Regions from separate parts of the Homo sapiens genome. Here all the other regions are linked to region 2. A link is a contact called in ENCODE Hi-C or POLR2A ChIA-PET data. All regions are on one chromosome and are shown on one strand. Each heading gives the region's core, a stretch centred on a gene start or an enhancer-like site at or near the end of the contact. The rest is flanking DNA. Distances are from core to core; before and after follow the strand shown.

Evidence for each region. A loop is a pair of places that touch in the nucleus more often than their neighbours do. ChIA-PET counts read pairs that join two places held with the same protein, here RNA polymerase II (POLR2A). Pooled maps may share reads with other maps.
Region 1: a loop to region 2 is called in a map of naive thymus-derived CD4-positive, alpha-beta T cell, with 26 times the contacts of the local background. The contact joins the promoter of PEBP1 here to the enhancer-like site in region 2. A Hi-C loop is called at or near these places in 2 of 168 maps with a recorded cell type or tissue (CD8-positive, alpha-beta T cell and naive thymus-derived CD4-positive, alpha-beta T cell) and 5 of 50 pooled maps. POLR2A ChIA-PET finds 5 or more read pairs at or near these places in 1 of 52 experiments (T-cell).
Region 3: a loop to region 2 is called in a map of CD8-positive, alpha-beta T cell, with 11 times the contacts of the local background. The contact joins the promoter of TAOK3 here to the enhancer-like site in region 2. A Hi-C loop is called at or near these places in 3 of 168 maps with a recorded cell type or tissue (CD4-positive, alpha-beta T cell, CD8-positive, alpha-beta T cell and naive thymus-derived CD4-positive, alpha-beta T cell) and 10 of 50 pooled maps.

What each region holds. Positions count from the first base shown.
Region 1 is chr12:118,134,826-118,137,880 of GRCh38, reverse strand. It overlaps PEBP1 (phosphatidylethanolamine binding protein 1), which reads right to left and starts at 1,757. Exons shown (of 4, transcript NM_002567.4): 1 at 1,537-1,757. The coding sequence starts at 1,671. It overlaps LOC101928274 (a long non-coding RNA gene), which reads left to right and starts at 1,889. Exons shown (of 4, transcript XR_945409.4): 1 at 1,889-2,024. RefSeq lists a silencer at 1,380-1,469 and an enhancer at 1,462-1,962.
Region 2 is chr12:116,817,773-116,820,789 of GRCh38, reverse strand. All of the region lies in intron 7 of RNFT2 (ring finger protein, transmembrane 2), which reads right to left. Among named protein-coding and RNA genes, the nearest start is that of HRK, 62 kb to the left of the region's middle. RefSeq lists a silencer at 1,058-1,417 and an enhancer at 1,618-1,667. Within about 2 kb of position 1,294, at least 40 of the 41 ENCODE cell types and tissues checked have a DNase peak (open chromatin) inside an H3K27ac peak, as active enhancers do; they include CD4-positive, alpha-beta T cell and CD8-positive, alpha-beta T cell, where a contact is called at or near this core.
Region 3 is chr12:118,371,432-118,374,287 of GRCh38, reverse strand. TAOK3 (TAO kinase 3) reads left to right here and starts at 1,381. Exons shown (of 21, transcript NM_016281.4): 1 at 1,381-1,640. RefSeq lists an enhancer at 888-937 and silencers at 1,258-1,507, 2,292-2,351, 2,452-2,541.

The DNA of each region.
Region 1 (3,055 bases), core at 508-3,007, 1.3 Mb before region 2:
ACCTGCCTCTACTAAAACTACAAAAATTAGCTGGGCATGGTGGCGGGAATCTGTAATCCCAGCTACTCGGGAGGCTGAGGTGGGAGGATCACTTGAGCTGGGGAGGCAGAGGCTGCAGGCGGCCAAGATCACCCCACTGCACTCCAGCCTGGGCGACAGAGTGAGACTCTGTCTCAAAAACAAGAAATGCTGAAGAAACCAATACTCTTTCTTTGATCTCAGACTCTCCAAAGACAAAACAGAATAGATTTTTAATAAAATCAATGACCCTGTATTGACTGTAAGAGCCAGGAGCTGGAGTTTTATATACGTTATGTATTTTATTTGAGACCAGGTCTCCTTCTGTCACTCAGGCCGGAGTGTAGTGACGCTATCAAGGCTCACTGTAGCCTCAACCTCCAGCGCTCAATCGATCGATCCTCCCACCTCAGCCTCCTGAGCAGCTGGGAACTACATGCTCACACCATCACACCTGGCCAATTTTTTTTTGTAGAGTTGGGGTCTTGCTATGTTGCCCAGGCTGTATATTATTTCAGTCCCAACAACACCATGGGGCTAGTATCCCAGCACACTATTAAGAGAAACAGATAAGGCTGGGATTCCAACCCTGGCACTGAGTCCCCTCTCAACGACACCCTTACATTGTCTGTCCGGAATCACAGCGTTTCTGGATTTGGTGATCAGGAGGTTACCTGGAGCCTGCTGAAGTGAAATCTGCATTAACTGTACGTTTCAAAGTGCAAAGAAAAGGAGAAAGCCAAGGTGATGAGAGGCGGGCAGGGAGCAGGAAAAGGGAGGCTGTGTTAGATGGGCACTACATATTTAAACATCCAAAAAAATTAAATTCTGTGAACATCCAAAACAATGTAAGGTCGGGGCAGTTTATTTTACGCTGTTGCCCGGAGCTTCATAACCAACTAGCAGTGGCGTCTGCAAATCTAGTTTCTTCACTTTCGGCAGCCCCAGCCGTGGGCGTGGGAGGTCAAAGACCAAAACTAAACCGTTGCCCTCCAGCGTACCGGCTGGACGCTCTCGACCCATTTAACAAAGGAGAAATCGGCCGGCGCGCTCATCGCCAGTTACATAATGCGTCACAGGCTCTCGGGTGAGGCTTCAGCCCTCCAAAACCAGGCCTAAAATGCTGAGGCCCTAGGGGAAGCTCTGGGGGCGTCCGGGCAGCCACAGCCTACTCTGTCCCGGCGACGTCCCTCTCCAGCGCCCTGGCCTGTGGGGGGAGAGGGGGATCCGGCCTGTTTCCGAACCTAGGTCCCTCTTGGGTCTGAAGCCCGGGAAAAGTGAATGAATTTCTGCCGCAGGCCGAACCTGCCTGGCCACGCCACAGGCCGGGTTCCCGGTGCTCGGGGTGGCCCCCAGGCATGGGACATGGACCCCGGGACCTCTGGCCTGGGGGGGCCTCGACACACGCAGGCTGAACCTCCCCACCGCCCCTGGCCCTGTCTCCGCTGGGTCCCACCCAGGAGGCCGGCACAGGCCTCCGCGCCGTGCCGCTCGCTGCACGCCCGCCGCCCGGTGTACCTGGGTGGGCGTCAGCACTTTGCCCAGCTCGTCCACCGCCGCCCCGGCGTAGGTGACATGCAGCGGGTGCTGCGGCTGCTCGTCCACTTCTTGCAGGCTCAAGGGCCCGGACCACTTGCTGAGGTCCACCGGCATGGCGAGGCCAAGCAGAGCGTGCAGCCGGGAGTGCCGCGGTAGGCCAGGCGCGGGCGACAGAGGCGACGCGGAGAGCTCAGCACACTGGCTCGGGAAGACGCAGACCCAGCGACCACGCGAGAGCACGCGCCTCAGCCGCCGCCCAGCCCCGCGCACCGCCCCACGTCACGCCCACCGCTCCCTGGCCTCTGATTGGCCGAAGCTGGCAGAGCAGGGCCTCTCGCGCTCCTGGGTCCATGCAACCTGCTCCCTGTGGCTGCCGAGTTCTCGGGAACAGCGGCTCGGCCTGCAAGGCTGTTGTTTCAAGAAATGAAAATGAAGGGCGCCCTGGAATAGGTTCGCCGAAGAGAGAGGTTCGTGTCTCAGAAAGTGTCGCTGGGAAAAAAAAATGCAATTGAATTCGCCTTGGTTGCGTTTTGGTTTTCTTAATTTTTTGCATGATTCTTTGCTCCACTTTCCAAATTCAGCAACATGGCCTGTCGCGGTGGCTCATGCCTGTATTCCCAGCACTTTGGGAGGCCAAAGCAGGAAGATCGCTTGAGCCCAGGAGTTTGAGACCATCCTGGACAAGGTAGCAAGACCCCGTCTTTACAGAAAACTTAAAAAAAAAGAAAAAAAGAAAAAAGCCAGACACAGTGGTGCATGCTTGTAGTCCTAGCTACTCCGGAGGCTGGGGCGGGAGGATCACTTTTTTTTTTTTTTTTTTTTGAGACGGAGTCTCTCTGTGTTGACCAGGCTGGAGTGCAGTGGCGTGATCTCGGCTCACTGCAAGCTGCGCCTCCCGGGTTCACGCCATTCTCCTGCTTCAGCCTCCCGAGTAGCTGTGACTACAGGCGCCCGCCACCACGCCCGGCTAATTTTTTGTATTTTTAGTAGAGACGGGATTTCACCGTGTTAGCCACGATGATCTTGATCTCCTGACCTCGGCCTCTCAAAGTGCTGGGATTACAGGCGTGAACCACCACGCCCGGCCGATCACTTCTTGAATCTAGGAGTTTGAGGCCGCGGTGAGCTACGATCTTGCCACTGCACTCCTGTCTGCGCTTCAGAGCCAGATCCCATCTTCTCATACACACACACACACACACACACACACACACACACACACACAGCAAATTCAGAAACAGTAAGGCCTTGCTTTTCTCCTGCACTTTAAAACGAGCCAGATTCTCTGTATTTTCGCACGTGATCACTTGTCATAGTAATTGCCTGGTGAGAGCACCTGAGTGAACTTTTGAGCATTTAAATATATGGGGAAATGTATTTGTCCGTTTTCTCCACACACAAAATTCGTCCTCACAAAATTCCTGAGAAATGTTTGGGTTTTGGTTTTTTATGTTTGTTTTTTGAAAAACAATTTTAAACCATATTTATTCATACCAAA
Region 2 (3,017 bases), core at 45-2,544:
GAGAGAGAGGCTCAAAGAGGCAGGGTATGTTGTTCGAAGTTGCTAGACAGTGGTGGAGCCGGGATTTAAATCCAGCCTGATTTTCCAGAGTGGCTTTGTGCCACTCTGAGAAACAGAGAAAGGGAGACCCTAGGAGACCTTAGGAGATAAAGTAAGATGTGGGAGAAAGAGAAAGAAAAGATACAAGCTATGGGGGTAGAGAGGGAAGGATAACTGAAGGATGATAAAATTCAGAATAATGGGTACCCCTGGTGGGGGAAGTGAGGACACAGGAACTTTCCAGATGCCGGAAATGTTCCATATCCACCACAGCCAATCCAGTAACCACTGGTCACATGTCGCTATGGAGCACTTGAAATGTGGCTATTCTGAATTGAGATGTACTGAAAGTCTAAAATACACAGGGATAGCTGGGCATGGTGGCTCACACCTATAAACCCAGAACTACGGGAGGCCGAGGCAGGAGGACCCCTTGAGACCAGGAATTCGAGACCAGACTGGGAAACATAATGAAATCCTGTCTCTACAAAAACTAGCCAGGCATGATGGCGCACGCCTGTAGACCCAGCTACTCGGGAGGCTGAGGCAGGAGGATGACCTGAGCCCAGGGAAGTCGAGGCTGCAGTAAGCATGATCGTACTTCTACACTCCAGCCTGGGAGACACAGTAAGACTGTCTTTAAAAACAAACAAACAAACAAACAATATCCCTTAAAAGCAAAAGAAACAAGGAATTTCAAAGTCTTAGAAAAACAACAAAAGGTAAAATATCTCATTAAAAATTTTATGTTGATTACATGTTGAAATAATATTTTGGACACATTAGGCTAAATAAAATATAGTATTAAAATTAAAGTCACCTGTTCCTTTCTAGTTGTTTAACGTGACTACTAGAACATTTAAAATCGTCTGTGTGACTACTCTTATATTTCTGTCGGACAGCTTTGTTGATACTTTGATCTGAGTGATTACATATGTTTGTAAAAATCCACTGAGCTTTATAATTAGGGCACTCCACAGTATGTAAGTTATGCCTCAATACAAAAGAAAAAGGAAAAAAGGCAAGAGAAGGGCGAGCCAGGATGGAAAGAAGCGCAGCAGGTAGGAGGCGGGGCCAGCGGGGCGGGGCTGGTGGCCGCGCGTTGCCTGGCAACGGGTGCTGCCGGTGACGTCACCACCCGGCGGCAGCCATTAATCCCCCTCCTGGCGGCGCGGGCTGGCCCGGCCGCCTGCCTCCTCCTCCCCCGGGCCCGGATGAGATCACCGCGTCGGGCGGCCGGCTGTCCCCGCGCTCCCAACAAATCGACTCCTCGGCGAGCGCCGGCATCTCATGATCTCATGGCCCCGCGGGACGGCGCCGGCCGATGAGGTCACAGCCCCGCGCCCCGGGCCGCCCCGCTCTGCGCGCCGCCGGCTCCGGGTCTGGCCTCCGGGCGTCCCGCGCCGGTACCAGGCCCCCGAGCCTGAGGCTCTTAGCCCTTCGCGGACAAAGGAGATCTCAGTTTGCGAAGGGCAAAGCTGCCTTTTCCATCCTTTTGACGCATCTTTGCGCGTCCACTCCCCGCTCTCTTATTTGGACATTTCACCCCGAAGACCCCTTGTCCAGCAGGGAGTGACCTCATCAGCTCCCCTAAACTTGAAGTCAGGGGCCATGCGACGCGGCTTGCCTGCAGGATTTCACAGCCACTGAGTGAAGGAAGTTGTGGAGCTGTGTCTTACAGACGAAGAAACGGGATCAGAGGGATAAAGGAATCTGCCCCAGATTACCCACGTAGGGAAGGGTGGCGCAGGAACCCGGACCTCCATGATGTGAATGAGCCCTTTGACAGCCTTTTTCTTCTCCTTACCTGTACCCCAAACCTCTGCACCTTTACCCCAGTTCCTCCTTGCTCTGGTGTAAACAGTGGTAACGGTCCCACTTGCGGCGTGCCCCCGCAATGCTGGGTCCTGTTCCACATGACAGACCACTGTAGAGGAATTATACGGACCATTTTACAGATGAGAACACAAGGCTCGGAGAGGTCAAGTTACTTGCTGCAGAACTGGGACTTGTACCCAGGTGACTTGACTCTACAGCAGAGCCTTTCAATTACTCGACACCACCTTCCCCAGAAAAAGAGGAAGGCTTCCGAATGTTGACAGTGGACGATACACCCTCCCTTCTCTCTCCGACAGGGTCGCCATCAAACCCAGTTGAAGAGGGTCCAGTGAGAGCCTATTAGAGGCTTCACAACTCACTTGCCAGCAGCAGATTTCTCCCATCGCTTAGAGACTGCTCACTCACACCACTCCTCAGAAGACCTCCAGCAACATACACAGCCAGGAACGACAGGAAGGAAGGGACATGACATTTACTGAACGGCAGTGCTGAACCAGGCACTGAGCCAGGGCCTGTTACTAAGGGCAAAGCTGGGAGGGATATTACCAGCCCAGGTTTGCAGACGAAAAAGCGGATTTTTTTTTTTTTTTTGAGATAGGGCCTCACTGTCACCCAGGCTGGAGTGCAGTGGTGCGATCTCAGCTCACTGCAGCCTTGAGTTCCTGGGCTCAAGCGAGCCTCCCCTCTCAGCCCCACGAGTAGCTGGGACCACAGGTGTGTGCCACCATGCCCCAGATAATTTTTTAAAGACTTTTTTTGTAGAGAGGGGGTCTCCCCTGTGTTGCCCAGGCTGGTAAATATTTTTTAAAACCAAAGTCAGATGTCAAGGAAGTACAAGTTTCAGCTCAAATGTCCATCCCACAGAGAAAGCCCTTTCCCGTTTCCCTAAACGAATTCTCCATGAATTGTTTTTATTTGTCTCTAGTGCTTGTTGAAACTTGAAGTTCTATATTTGCGTGTTGATATAGTTTAATGGTGATTTCCCCCAATGAAATGAGAGCAGGGACTCTGTTTTGGTCTGTTTCTTTCATTTATCATCTTATCCCCAACACCTTCGCAGTGCCTGTCATAATATGACACTGAAATATTTTTGGAGTAAATGCAAAGAATTGGTGGCTTAGGATGGTGAGCAGTGCTGC
Region 3 (2,856 bases), core at 132-2,631, 1.6 Mb before region 2:
CTCAGCCTTTCTAGTAGCTGGGATTACAGGTGGGTGCCACCATGCCCGGCTAATTTTTGTATTTTTCGTACAGACGGGATTTCACCATGTTGGCCAGGCAGGTCTGGAACCCTTGACCTCAGGTGATGAATGGCGTATGATTCTTAAAACACTAGAAGAAACATGTATACTGTTTAGAACACAAACACATTTTGTCAGCTGGAGTTAAAAAGTTAACAATCGAGGGTTCTCTGAGAACTAAGGCCTGTATACATCTGACAAAACTTAGGATCAAAATGTGTTCCTGAGACAATTTCTTCATAAAATGCTAAATTCTAAAGTCCATAAACTTACTTTTGGCGTTAAGAGTAAGGAAAGCAGTTTTCTGTTTCCGGTGTTGATTTGATCAGCATATCCAGTTTCACAAAAATAACACAAATGGGTCTTAGTAGCATGATGCACTTTCACCCCTGGCAGGCACTATCCTTTAGCGTGGATCAAGAGGAGTCTCTGATTATCACATGTTAAACCTGGGTCAAAGCTCGTTATCCTTTGGCCACACGTTCACATAGAATCATTAAAACCTGTGGCCCTGGAAAAAGGTTATATTGAATAGCTTTGCTGAAACCTTGTTAAGCTAATAATAGGGTTCCCCTACCACAGTCTTCCTACTGTCATAAAAACCTACAAACTGAAAATTTCTAAAGCTTTGTCCTTGCACCTATCAAAATGTGCCCCGCATTGAACGCTTAGTTGGGCAAAGTATGCACCTAGTACTGTATATAGATTTTTTTTCCCCCAACGGTATCAAACTGACGGCTGCTGAACTCAATTCAAGGAGAGGCAACTCCCTTGCAAGAGATTTTAAAAAGAAATGGTTTAAATCCAGGAAATTTTTACAAATCCTGGGCAAATTAATGCTATATTAGTTCATGGCAGAATTACTAAGAAAGCTGTGCAAGGTCTAGCGAGAGACTGGGGTCCTCCCCAAAGGCTCTAACATGGTGGTCCCTGGGAATCTCCCAAGAAAAGTAAAGGCGTGGGGAGAAGCGCCATGAACTTTGACCGGAGAGCAGCACAAACAAGACTGACCGCACCCCAGGCGGGCCCGTAGGTTACTAAAGTTGCAAGGTCTTCCGCGTCTGAGGAGACCCCGCCCTGCCCTGTCCCGCCCATCGACAACTCCGCCAATCCTCGGGTTCCATCGACCGCTCGGCTTCCCAGGCTCCATCAATCAAATACCTATATACGGCCCCGGCCCTGTGCCCCGCGATCAGGGAAGGTCAGTAGAGAGCCTATTGGAGCCGAGCTTGGGGCGTGGTCCGGGGCAGGGGGCGGGCGGACTGAGACGGTGGGGCGGGGCGTGCTCGGCGCAGTCCGGTGCGATTGGCCACCCCTGGCAGGAGCCGCACCTCGGACAGCAGCAGCGGCGGCGGCCGCGGGAGGGTCCTTGTGGCGCCGGGCGGCGGGGTCCTGCGTGGAGAGTGGGACGCAACGCCGAGACCGCGAGCAGAGGCTGCGCACAGCCGGATCCGGCACTCAGCGACCGGACCCAAGGATCCGCCGGGGAACAAGCCACAGGAGAGCGACTCAGGAACAAGTGTGGGAGAGGAAGCGGCGGCGGCGGCGCCGGGCCCGGGGGTGGTGACAGCAGGTCTGAGGTGAGAGCACCGGGGCGCGGGGCATGACAGTGGGAGCCGAGGCGGCGGGACCCCAGGCAGAGTGAGGGGAGTTGCGGGAGCGGGCTCGACAGTGCAGACTGTGGAGAGGAGACCCCGGGAGGGACCGGGACAGCGGGTGAGGAGAGGGGACTCCGAGAGGGACCGAGGCAGTGGCTCTGAGTGGAGAGGACTCCGAGAGGGTCCAAGACTGAAAGTCTGAGGGGAGGGGTCTCCAAGAGGGGCCGGGACAGTGCGCGTGAGAGGAAGGGACCCGGAGAGGGGCTGGGGTAGTGGGGTGAGGGGTGGGTGCCTCATGAGGCACTAGGATAGGGGGATGAGGGGAGGGGGTCCCCTGAAGGACCAGGTCCCAGAAAAGGTCAGGGACAGCGGGGAGAGGGGAAGGGTCCCCGAGAGGGGCCGGCACTGAGAGTCTGAGAGATGGGGACCCCGAGAGGGGCTGGGACAGCACCCGGGGAGAGGAGACCCCGAGGTGAGGGGAGGGGACCCAGAGAGAATCCAGGACAGAGTAAAGAGAGGGGACCGGTCAGGGGATGTGAAGACAGGGGATCCCCAGAGGGCTTAGAACAGAGTGTGAGAAGACCCCAGGAAGGGCCAAGACAGTGGGAGAAGAGGAGGGGTCCCGGAAGGGGGCTGGGCTGAGACAGCGGGGCTGAGAGCAGGACACCTAGAGAGAGGCCGGGACAGCGGGTGGGAGCAGGGTGACCCCGAGAGGGGCCAGGACAGCGGGGTGAGAGGAGGGGACCCCCAGAGGGCTCGGGACAGCGCATGCGAGCGTGGGACTCCGAGAGGGGCTTTGAGCGTCGGGTGCAGGCGCGGACCCCGAGGGAGGAGCGGTGCCCCATGGGTGCGGGTCGGGCCCCCAGTCACATAGCGGGGGCCCGGCGTGAGCAGCGAGGGAGCGGGCGGGGGGTCGCGCCCGCTGAGTTGCGGGAGCCCCCCCAAGAACGGCTGCGGCGGGGAGCCTGGGTCGCAGTCGCGGCGTCGGGCAAATAGGAACCGGCTGCAGCGCAGACGAGTGGAGCGGGGAGGTGCTCCCAGGGTCTGGCATCAGCGACCTCCCTGAGGGTGGAGTGTGAGCCCCCGGGACTCCGGGGGACTCCGGAGCCGGATTATGTCATGAAACATCTCTGAAGTGAAACGCATGGGCTGGAGGAGCTGGAGGGGCTGGTGGGGCTGGCTGCAGGACAAAGATCTT